Regions from separate parts of the Mus musculus genome. Here region 1 is linked to region 2. Evidence: chromatin contacts called from ENCODE Hi-C or POLR2A ChIA-PET data. All regions are on one chromosome and are shown on one strand. Each heading gives the region's core, a stretch centred on a gene start or an enhancer-like site at or near the end of the contact. The rest is flanking DNA. Distances are from core to core; before and after follow the strand shown. Region 1 holds the start of Thy1 (thymus cell antigen 1, theta). Region 2 has its middle 14 kb from the start of Gm30373.

The links. A loop is a pair of places that touch in the nucleus more often than their neighbours do. ChIA-PET counts read pairs that join two places held with the same protein, here RNA polymerase II (POLR2A).
Region 1: a loop to region 2 is called in a map of left cerebral cortex, with 2.7 times the contacts of the local background. The contact joins the promoter of Thy1 here to the enhancer-like site in region 2. A Hi-C loop is called at or near these places in 17 of 37 maps with a recorded cell type or tissue (CH12.LX, CH12F3, T-helper 1 cell and 8 more). POLR2A ChIA-PET finds 5 or more read pairs at or near these places in 1 of 5 experiments (embryonic stem cell).

What each region holds. Positions count from the first base shown.
Region 1 is chr9:44,041,673-44,046,558 of GRCm38, reverse strand. It overlaps Thy1 (thymus cell antigen 1, theta), which reads right to left and starts at 3,175. Exons shown (of 4, transcript NM_009382.3): 1 at 3,083-3,175; 2 at 541-602. The coding sequence starts at 577. It overlaps Gm39323 (a long non-coding RNA gene), which reads left to right and starts at 4,375. Exons shown (of 3, transcript XR_870686.2): 1 at 4,375-4,886.
Region 2 is chr9:43,985,473-43,990,445 of GRCm38, reverse strand. No RefSeq gene overlaps it. Among named protein-coding and RNA genes, the nearest start is that of Gm30373, 14 kb to the right of the region's middle. Within about 2 kb of position 1,390, at least 1 of the 3 ENCODE cell types and tissues checked has a DNase peak (open chromatin) inside an H3K27ac peak, as active enhancers do.

The sequences.
Region 1 (4,886 bases), core at 1,926-4,425, 54 kb before region 2:
CCTGCAGGAAAAGTAGACTTGAGCTGGGGGGATGTGGGGTTTGCACTCGCCCTTGAGGTATTGGTGGGATGTTCCACCACTTGCAGACTCCAACTTCCATCAATCTACTGAAGTTCTGGGTCCCAACAATGTGTTTCAAGAACAGGAGATCAAGAGGAGTGTGTTGCTTTTGTTTTTGTTTTTAAATGGTTTTTTCAAGAAAGGGATTCTCTATCTTGAGAATAGCTCTGGCTGTCCTGGAATTTGCTCTGTAGACCAGGCTGGCTTCAGACTAACAGATCCACCTGACTCTGCCTCCTGAGTGCTGAGATTAAAGGTGTGTACCACAACCACCACCACCCAGCAAGAGGAGTTCCTAGATCCATTATGGAGTTTCTAATATGTCAAAGACCACCACTGGTGAGGTTGAGGCTCCTCCCCACTCCCCACCCCCGCACCTCCCAACCACCTGTGCCCCTGAGACTATGGCAAAGAGGCTACTTCCCGGGATGGGAGGAAGCCAGATTCCTTAGAATGCCAGCCCTGACCCTTGCCCAGTACCTGAGAGCAGGAGAGCGACGCTGATGGCTGGGTTCATGGTGCCAAGAGTTCCGACTTGGATTCTGTGGTGGGGAAAGCTACAGGTCAGCCAGCTGGTAGGACAGGTGGGTCCCCATTTACCTTGAGGGCTTGAGATCCACGGAGCACATGATGAATACCTCAGCCCCTCTCTTTATCCCCTTCTCTTAGGGAGTGACACTGCCTAAGGTCCTTTGCCACTCAGAGAAAGCCAAGGAAGTGGGAGCCTATGTCCTGGGTGTGTGTCTGTGCTGTCCCTGAGCACCTCCCTGCTGGGTGACTTCATTACTTTCTTCTGGAACTTAAGACCTACAGAGCTCACACCTTTGATTCCAGCACTCAAGAGGCAGAGGCAGAGGCCAGAGGCCAGAGGGCAGAGGGCAGAGGCCAGAGGCCAGAGGGCAGAGGGCAGAAGGCAGAGGGCGGCAGAGAGGGGCAGAGAGGGGCAGAGAGGGGCAGAGAGGGGCAGAGAGAGGCAGAGAGAGGCAGAGAGAGAGGCAGAGAGGCAGAGAGGCAGAGAGGCAGAGGCAGGCAGATGGATTTCCAGGCCAGCCTGGTCTACAGAGTGAGTTCAAGAACAGCCAGGGCTACACAGACAGACACTCTCTTGAAAATACAATTTTTTTATTTGGTAAGCTATACATACCTTTTATTGTCTAATTGGTCTGACTGTATGCTTTAGGGGTGTTAAGCTCAGTCATATCGCTGTGTAGCCAGTCTCTGGAACTCATTCAGATCCATTAAACAAACAAAAACCCCAAATACCTCCCTCAAGCACTAGTTTGTTCAGAAGATGACCCCTAATGTCCAGGTCAGCCCTAGCATATAGTAGATACTCAAATACTTGCTTACTTATTTACTGACAGGGTTTCACTATGTTTCTTGGGTTGGCCTCAAACTCACGAAGCTGCCACCATTTCCTGAGTGGTGGCATTATAGGCATGTACCTCCACCCAACCTATTATTTTATTGAAACTGTATCTCCTCTCCCAATGTATCTCAGGATGTCCTGCCTCAGCTCCCTGAGAGCAGAGTAAAAGACATTTACCGGATAAATGAGGTTCTCCGAACCGTACACTCAAATAGGATTTTGATGGGGTCTAAGAAAATGGTAGGTATCCAGCATTATGCCCCAAGTGATAAGTCATGCAGAAAGCTTAACGGCTAGGGATGAGATCAGGCAAGCGAGGTGCCACAGAGGCCTGTATAAGACATGGGACATGAGTGAGAAGCACGGAGGCCAGAGATGCTTGCAAATGGCCAGCTCTTGAGTGTTCCTAGGGCTGCAGTTTTCTGGTCCTGTGTTCATTGCTGCCCTGCACAGGTTCTCTGCCTTCCCCACAGTGCCCTAGCTCAACACACCGGCAGGCTGTCTAGCCTGTCCTTGCCCAAGAGAGGCACAGTCTGCGAGTTCGCGAGCTCCACCTAGGCTAGGAACATCCTTTGCACAGGGCGGGCCACTCTGCCATTCTCTCTGCAGTTCAAGATCCATGGGGAAATAGACTAGGATTTCCGGATGGGCTATGGCAGTGAATGTCAGCCTGGGGTGGGGGGAGCTGCGACCAGGAGCCAGATCCCAAGGTTCTGTGGCAGAGAAAGGGGACTATTAATTAATTAATTAATTAATTTTAGAGACAAGGTCTCCTTAAGAAGCCTTGGTGAGCCTGGAACTCGTGATGTAGCCCAAGTTGATCTCAAACTCCTCCCGTCTGCTTCCGCCTCCTGATGGTTGTTGGGTGGCAAATGACTTGGATTTGATAACAGTGGGTTATGGAGGAGGGAGTGTGGGCTTGAGATTCAGGGGAGGGAAGGGGGAACACTAGAGAAAAGAATTGGGGCTGGGGCTGGAGAAGCCTGGCAGAACTAGATACAGGGGTAGCGTGATTTGGCAGAGGCGCAGCAGTGTTTTCGGCGCCCCGAATCTCATACCCAGCCCACCTAAGCCCACACCCAGACAAACTTTGCGCCCTTTCCCTGAGGCCCGGCTTGGCTAACCCCACCCTGATGCTATTTCCTCATTTTAATCTTCCTCTACCAGTTGAGATTCTCCCGCTCCCTCCCCCCTCCGCTCCCTCGCATCCTTTCTAGCTTTCCCCTCCCCCGCGCCTGCCACCCAGTCCCCTCCCGCAACATTGCGGTTTTCTTACCTGCGGTGCCCCGCACCCAGCCAGCCACGAGGTCACCCGCTGGGGACTCCCTCCAGTTTGCCACCCACCTCCTCCCTCTATTCGCACCACTAAAGCGATTTGAGCTTGGGGACCAAAGGCTGTCCTTGATGTCCTTCCTCATGGTTCTCCTCCGGCACCCACTCTTCGAAAGCGTCCGTTAGCAGGGAGAAAGCCCGTGACCCCGCACTGCCTTCCTCTCCCACCTCGACCTGGGAGCACCTTCTTTCCCCAGTTCCCGCGCCCCCATATAGGAGCGCCCTGGTATCCTTTCCCAAAACTGTAGCTGGGGAAGGCTTGCATCCTCGCCCTGCGGCGGTCCTTGCATGTGCGGGTCCCTCCCGTCGGCCTGCTCTCACCTGGACTCCCCTAGCTGCAGCCTCCTCCTGGTGCGCCAACGCCTCCAGTTGCTGCACCCAGCGCTGAAGCCCGCAGTTTTCACCAGGGGTGGGGAGAGAGGGGGGAGCAGGGAGGGACTCTAGATTCAGCCAATCGGAGGCTGAGGGAAAAGGATGGAGGGGGTGGGGTGGTCGGCGAGGGCTGACTGGAGGTGTTCCATTTGGGTGTCCGAAGTGGCTTGCTGCTACTAAAGAGGCACTCTCAGTCCTGTGATTGGGCTGACTCGCCCAGGGAAAAGACGGTTAGGGACCCTGGGGGTCGGGGTGGAGCAGTCTTCTACCCATACCCCGGGACGCTCTCCTTTTAAGGTTGTAACCCTTTCTTTGCTTGAACCTTCAGAAGCCTGGATAACCAGAGGGAGGCCCTCCAGCTTCCCCCATTCCTTTGCCTCTTGGCTGGAGATCTGCTCTTGAGCCTCCAGTGACAGGTTTTGGCTTTGGAGCCTGTTATATCAGCAAAGGGAATGGATTGGTTGTTTTCCATGTTTTCCATGCTACTGCAGCCCTTCGGAAGCAAGGCAAGGGGTGCATCTGCCTGGCTTGTTTCTGCTTCCCAGGCATCATGCCCACCTTCAGTTACTCAAAACACTTGGCCCTGTTAGGGAAACAGTGCATTCTGCTTGTAACTCCGGATCTTGAAGTCGCACCTATTTTCCTTCCTTCCTTCCTTCCTTCCTTCCTTCCTTCCTTCCTTCCTTCCTTCCTTCCTTCCTTCCTCCTGCCTGCCTGCCTGCCACTCTTTCTTTCTTTCTTCCTTTCTTTCTTTCTTTCTTTCTTTCTTTCTTTCTTTCTTTCTTTCTTTCTTTCTTTCTTTCTTTCTCTCTTTCTTTCAGATTTTCCACCAGGATTTTTCTGTGTAACTCTGGCTGTCCCAAAACTCTCTCCATAGTGCAGGCTGGTCTTGAACTCACAGAGATCCACCTGGCCCTGCCTCCTGAGTACTGGAGTTAAAAGCATGCACCACCACCTCCAGGTGAACTTGCACATTTTGGCCCAACCAGCTAGAATGTTCTCCCTTCTGTGAGTACAAGATGATCCCGTTCCGTCTCCAGACAAGGAAAGGAGGCATGCCTTCTAGCCAGCATTGCTGGGGTCATTACATCCATGGCCACTTACTAACTCCACTCCCATCCCAGCAGACTCAGCCCATCCACTCCTTGTTTCTTCATGGCTGGTTAGTAGTCAGGCTGACCAGTTGTAGGACTTGGGAACTCAAGAGCCCAGTGCTGAGCCACTCTACTCTTCAGCTAGTGGCTGAGAAAAGAGAGAACTCTCAGAATGGGGAAAGGCTGAGACCCGGTTTTGGGTCCTCAGGAATGATACCCCATCTACAGCATCAACTTGATGTCACCAAGAGGCTCTTTCTAAAACCTGTGCTAATGATTTTGTTTACAAATTATTTTTAAATGAAATTTAAAATTGTTTATACTATTTGTGTGTGTGTGTGTGAGCATGTGTTTGCAGAACAGATTTCCAGAGTTGGTTGGTCCTCTCCTACCACGTAGTTCGTGGGGACTGAACTCAGGCTGTCAGGCTTGCTGGTAGGCACCTTTACCCACTGAGCCATCTTGCTGGCTCCTGTACTTATGTTTTTTAAAGGCTAGTTTGGTTCCCGGTCTCTGAATTCTGGGTGGAGAGTCTTGTGGCCTGGCTCTGCCTCTCAGCCATCTGCCTGCCCAGTCTCCTGTTTCTTCATAGAAGTTGGCCCTGGCACGGTCACTGAAGCTTTCAATACAGTAAATGGCACTGTTGGAAGCCATCCCTG
Region 2 (4,973 bases), core at 141-2,640:
GCACCCAGAGCTGAAGCACTTAGGAGGCTGAGACCAGGAGGCTTGGGAGTTCAAGGTCAGCCTGGGCTACCTTACACAAACAAAGAGTAAAATAGGCCTGTGGTGTGTCTAATACACGAGGTCATTGGAAACAGGAAGGCACACAGGAAAGCTCTTCCGCAGGGCCGGGAGCCCAATGACTCAATAAAATAATGTCCTTTGTTTCTCTGTTTGTGATCGGCAGCTGGCGGGCAGGGCTGTGGGCCGGAGCTGGTGTGGAGTTCCGTCTTCACATCTGGAGGATTGCAGGGGTATGGAAAGATGAGAGTGTATGAAAGAATTGGGGTACCTGTGGGTAAGACTGGTGTCTCAGACAAATATCAGCAAGTGAAAATCTGGGGCACCCTCCTTCCATGGGTGGCAGATTCCAGGCTGCCCCATGGAGATCTTAGTAATTTGGAAGAAAGGGGGTTCTGGGTCAAATTTTGAAAAACATCATGCTTGAGAGGCTGCCTGAGGAGAGAATCTGGAGAGAAGTTAGGAGAGGGATATGGGGGAGGAGGAGAACACCAGCCACTGCAGGGGTGGGCTGAGGGTGTGGCCACACTGCTGACAGTGACAGGCCAGTGGACCAAACTGCAGAAGACCAAGGTGCCCTTCAGGCGGCAGCAGGGAACGGAAGGGTTTAGAGGGCACTGGGCAGGCCGTTGAGAGGATTCAAGGCCAAGGGAATGGTGTTGTGTGCTGGTTCCATGTGGAACGGAGAGAGCTCTGGCCTGAGAGAAACTTCCATGCCAGGAGGCAGGAGCAGGCAGGGGTCAAAATGTTTCATGTGGCCAAGGGGTGCAAAGTGGGATGCTGGGAGAGCTCTGATGCTGAGTTAGGGGGAGGGGAGTGCTCTACATTAGGGCAAGGAGGGAGGAGGAAGAAAGCCACGAGGAAAACCTTTGGTTAGAAGGAGAGGGGGGGGCATTACAGAGATGGCTGAGCTGGTAAAGACATGCTTGTATCGATGGAGGAGGACATGAAGTGGGTGGGGCATATCCTGTCTCTCCCACAGGGCCTGCACCCTGGGGCTGTGTTTGTGTGTGTCTCAAAGAGACACAGGAGCTGGACCTGGCCGGTTAACATGGGCGCTGACTCAGCTTTCTTCCCGGATTTGTCGTCTGTGTGGTCCATCTGCCCCCTCCCCCAACCCCAGTTATATCTTGTGTTTTTGATTTGGTCCCCTTAATAAATGGCTGGGAAAGGAGAATGGAATTCAAACCACATCCTGGGGTAATGAGATCTTTAAGGGGCTTTTCTTCCTTTTTTCCCCAATGCTAGAACCTGCTCCCTGCCCTCCTTGGAGAGACACAGATCTCTGATTGCCTGATGAAATCCAGTTCCATTTCCAAATAGAACTCAGCTGGCACAATCCCAGCAGCGGGTGCGAAAGCTTTGAGGAGAGCAAGAGAGTCTCTTGTGATCACGATGGAATGGCCACAGGCTGGTTCTTGGGGAGAGTGTGGCCAAGCTGGAAGGAAAGAGAGAGGATTTTCATGGAAAACCTGGCAGATTAGCATGCAGGCCTCTGGTTTTCATCCTGGAGTATGCAGAAGGCTCAGAGCTAACTGTGAGAGCCCTCATGCTGGGTGGGAGAGGTCAGGGACCAGGGTCACACTGCCCAGGAGATGGCTGTCTAGGATGCAAGTCAGATTCCCACTCTGGGGCCAGGGTGGAGTGTGGGTGTGCTGGTGGAGAGTGGGGTGGGGAGCAGTCTGAAGCAGGTTACAATCTGCTCTCCCGAGCCTCCTTATGGCCACTTCCCTTTGGCTTTAGTGACTGGGCTGGGATCAGTGCCTGCCACCCACTTACTGGGGATGAGGACTGGGGTTCCTCTCCAGCTAAGAGTCCCCTGACAGGGTCTAGCTCTAGCTCCTGGCCTTTCATCCTGGGACAGCGGCCACCTTTCTCTACTTCTCCTGACCCTGGGCTACTGCTTTACTGTGAGGTCTCTAAAGGTTAAGTTCCTCAGATAGCATCCCATCAGCCCCTATAAGGAATGTACACGGGCAAGGAACAGGCTCCTCCTGTAGCTGCCTCTCCAAAAGCTATCACAGACCTGCACCTGAAGGGCTTCTCCTTGCCCACCTGTGGCTTCTGTCCAGGTAGAGCTGAGGACCTCGTCCTGCCTATTGGAAACATTTGTGTCGCCTTCTCCACAAATCATGGTAGAGGCTGGAGTCCTGAAACTAGGCTCTCCCAGCTGTCCTGGGCATGCGACAGGAAGAGGCGTGACTAGAGACATGTGTGTTCTAGTATGTGGGTGTGAGCTTTCCTGTACCCTCAAGCAGTGGCTGTCTCCTGGGTTGGCTCAGTTCTCTGGAGCTAACGACATGGAACCCGGATACTGCCATACTCCACCTTGGTGATGATGGACTGAAACTGATCCCATAAGCCAGCCCCAATTAAGTGTTGTCTGTGCAAGAGTTGCCTTGGTCATGGCATCTGTTCACAGCAGTGAAACACTAAGACACTTCCCCTGTGGACACTCTAGAGGGCTTGTGTTTGAATACTTGAGTGGGGATAGAGGTAGGAAGGCTGAGCCCTATCTCTTAGGGACAGCAGGGGAATCTGCCACGTATGGTGGGGCAGACAGCCTTTATACTCAGCCATCCTTCATCTGCCACTGGACAGTTGTGCCCTCACCTGGATATGCAGTCCTACTAAGAGGTCCTGTCGCACTTCTGCAGTGACTCCCAGCTCTAGTCTTCTGCCTTAGCTCAGGTCCCCGAGTGCTACATATAACATACTTTTCCAGATCTCCTTGGCCTGGTACTCAAGACCCCTACTCAGACACGAGGGTTGCCCATGGCCAACTTTCCCTTCTGATACTTTCAGTCATACCCACTGACCTCTTCCAGTCTAGAAGACCTTGGGTCTTCTCTTGTTTTGCACCCCAGAGAGTGTACAACCTGGCACCTGTCCCATCCCTCCTCCCCTCGCCACTTCACCCCTCCTCTGCTCTACAAGTCACTCTTGCCTATGAGCATGAACTCCATGTTGCTACAACCCTATCCCCTTTTTAGTCCTCCCTGTCCCCTCTCTAGTCCTCCCTGTCCCCTCTCTAGTCCTCCCTGTTCCCTTTCTAGTTCTCCCTGTACCTTCTCTAGTCCTCCCTTCCCCCTCTCTAGTCCTCCCTTTGTCCTCTCTCTAGTCCTCCCTTTTTCCCCTCTCTAGTTTTTCCTATCACCTCTCTAGTCCTCCCTCCTATAGCTCTCATTTGGGCATGCATAGCAGTTTCCTCCTCAGAGCACACCCTTTCCTGTGTACACTCTCTGCTATCCTTGTGGCCTCCCTGGTGGCCTTGGGGCCACAGCTTTGTGTGGCTAGGAAACAAATGCTTTGAACACATTGAGCAAAGTTTTGCTGCTTCCCTGGGGCTGAGCAAGGGCAATAGTGGTACCTGCTTGGAGTCCTTAACAGACTGGATTGTGTTCTTCCCACCAATGCATTCGTTCTACCAACCCCAGGTAGACCAGCCAATACTTGGCTGTGCTTGGAGGTGGCCCTTTGAAAGGGACATCAATGCAAACTGAGGACAGATGGACAGGCCCTAATCCAATATGACTGATGTCTAACCCCAAGTTCATCTTGGGATCCTGACATGAAACTGAAGTTTAAATAGAAGGAGTGACGTGGTTCTGCCCAGCAGGGACTCTTCATTGTCTCAGCTCGGGAAGACATCTCTGAGAGACAGGATCTTCCTCTGGCTTGCTCCAGGGCCCCAGTCTTTACCTCCTTCCAGCACAAGCTTCTGGGTTGTAATTCTAATTTACTGTGGGACCGTTGTTTCGTTAGTAAGATGGGCAAGGGAGGGGCAAGAGCGTCCCTCTAGAAAGGATCTTCAGTCATGCCACTCTGGCTGCAGTGTCCCCAGGACAGCTTGGAGTTGCACGGGGGGTGGGGTGGGGTGGGTGGGGGGGAGGGATGAGGGCACTGCGGTCCTTTGAGGTGAGGGTACTGGGAGGCGTAGACTTCAGGGCAGGGGTGGAAGGCTGGAGTCAGGGAGGCAGAGGGGACAGGATGATGTATCTGGTTGAGGGCTATTGGGTCATGCCATCCATGGCCACACACTGCACATATATTAGTGACAAGATCAAAATTGTCTTGGGTGCCTAGAACTTTGGGTGCCTGAAGACACTGAACTCAGCAGAGGGTAGGGACTGTAGTAGTCAGGGTTCTCTAGAGGAAGAGAAGGACTCTCTCTCTCTTTACATACATACATATATATATATTATATAATATATTATCTATATTACATGATATATAATATGTAACATATTATATATAATGTTATCTATACATCTAATATACATATATATAGATATATTAGATATACATATATGTGTATATATGTATATTCCATATACATATATATGGAATTACATGGAATTTATTAGTTTATATGGAATTTATTAGCATGCCTTGAGGCTGTGGTCCAGCTTGTCCAACAATGGCTGCCTACCAACAGATATCCAAGAACTCTAACACCAGTGAAGGAGAACACTTGCCTGTGAGCGTTTGAACAGGCAGGCAAAGAGCAAAAGCGTCCCTTTTCCATGCCTTTTGTATAGGCTGCCAATGGAAGGTGTGGCCCAGATTTTAGGGTGGGTTTTCTGACCTCAAATGATCTGGACTTAGGGTGGGCCTTCCGACCTCAAATGATCTAATGATTCAATCAAGAAAAAATCCCTCACAGATGTACCCAGCCACTTGGGCTTTAGTTAATTCCAGATGTAATCAAGTTGACAACCAAGAATAGCCACCACAGGGATCTACCTCAGTAGTAGGGCAGCGACCTAGATGTGCAGGACCCTGGTTATATCCCTAAGACTCCGGGAACAGAACCAGGAGAGGGCAGTGGATGGATTGGCTAAAGGGCAGGAGGAAGTTCAAGGCCATTTGGGAATTAAGGCTAAGCTGTAACCATGGCTATGGCTCAGGGGGAA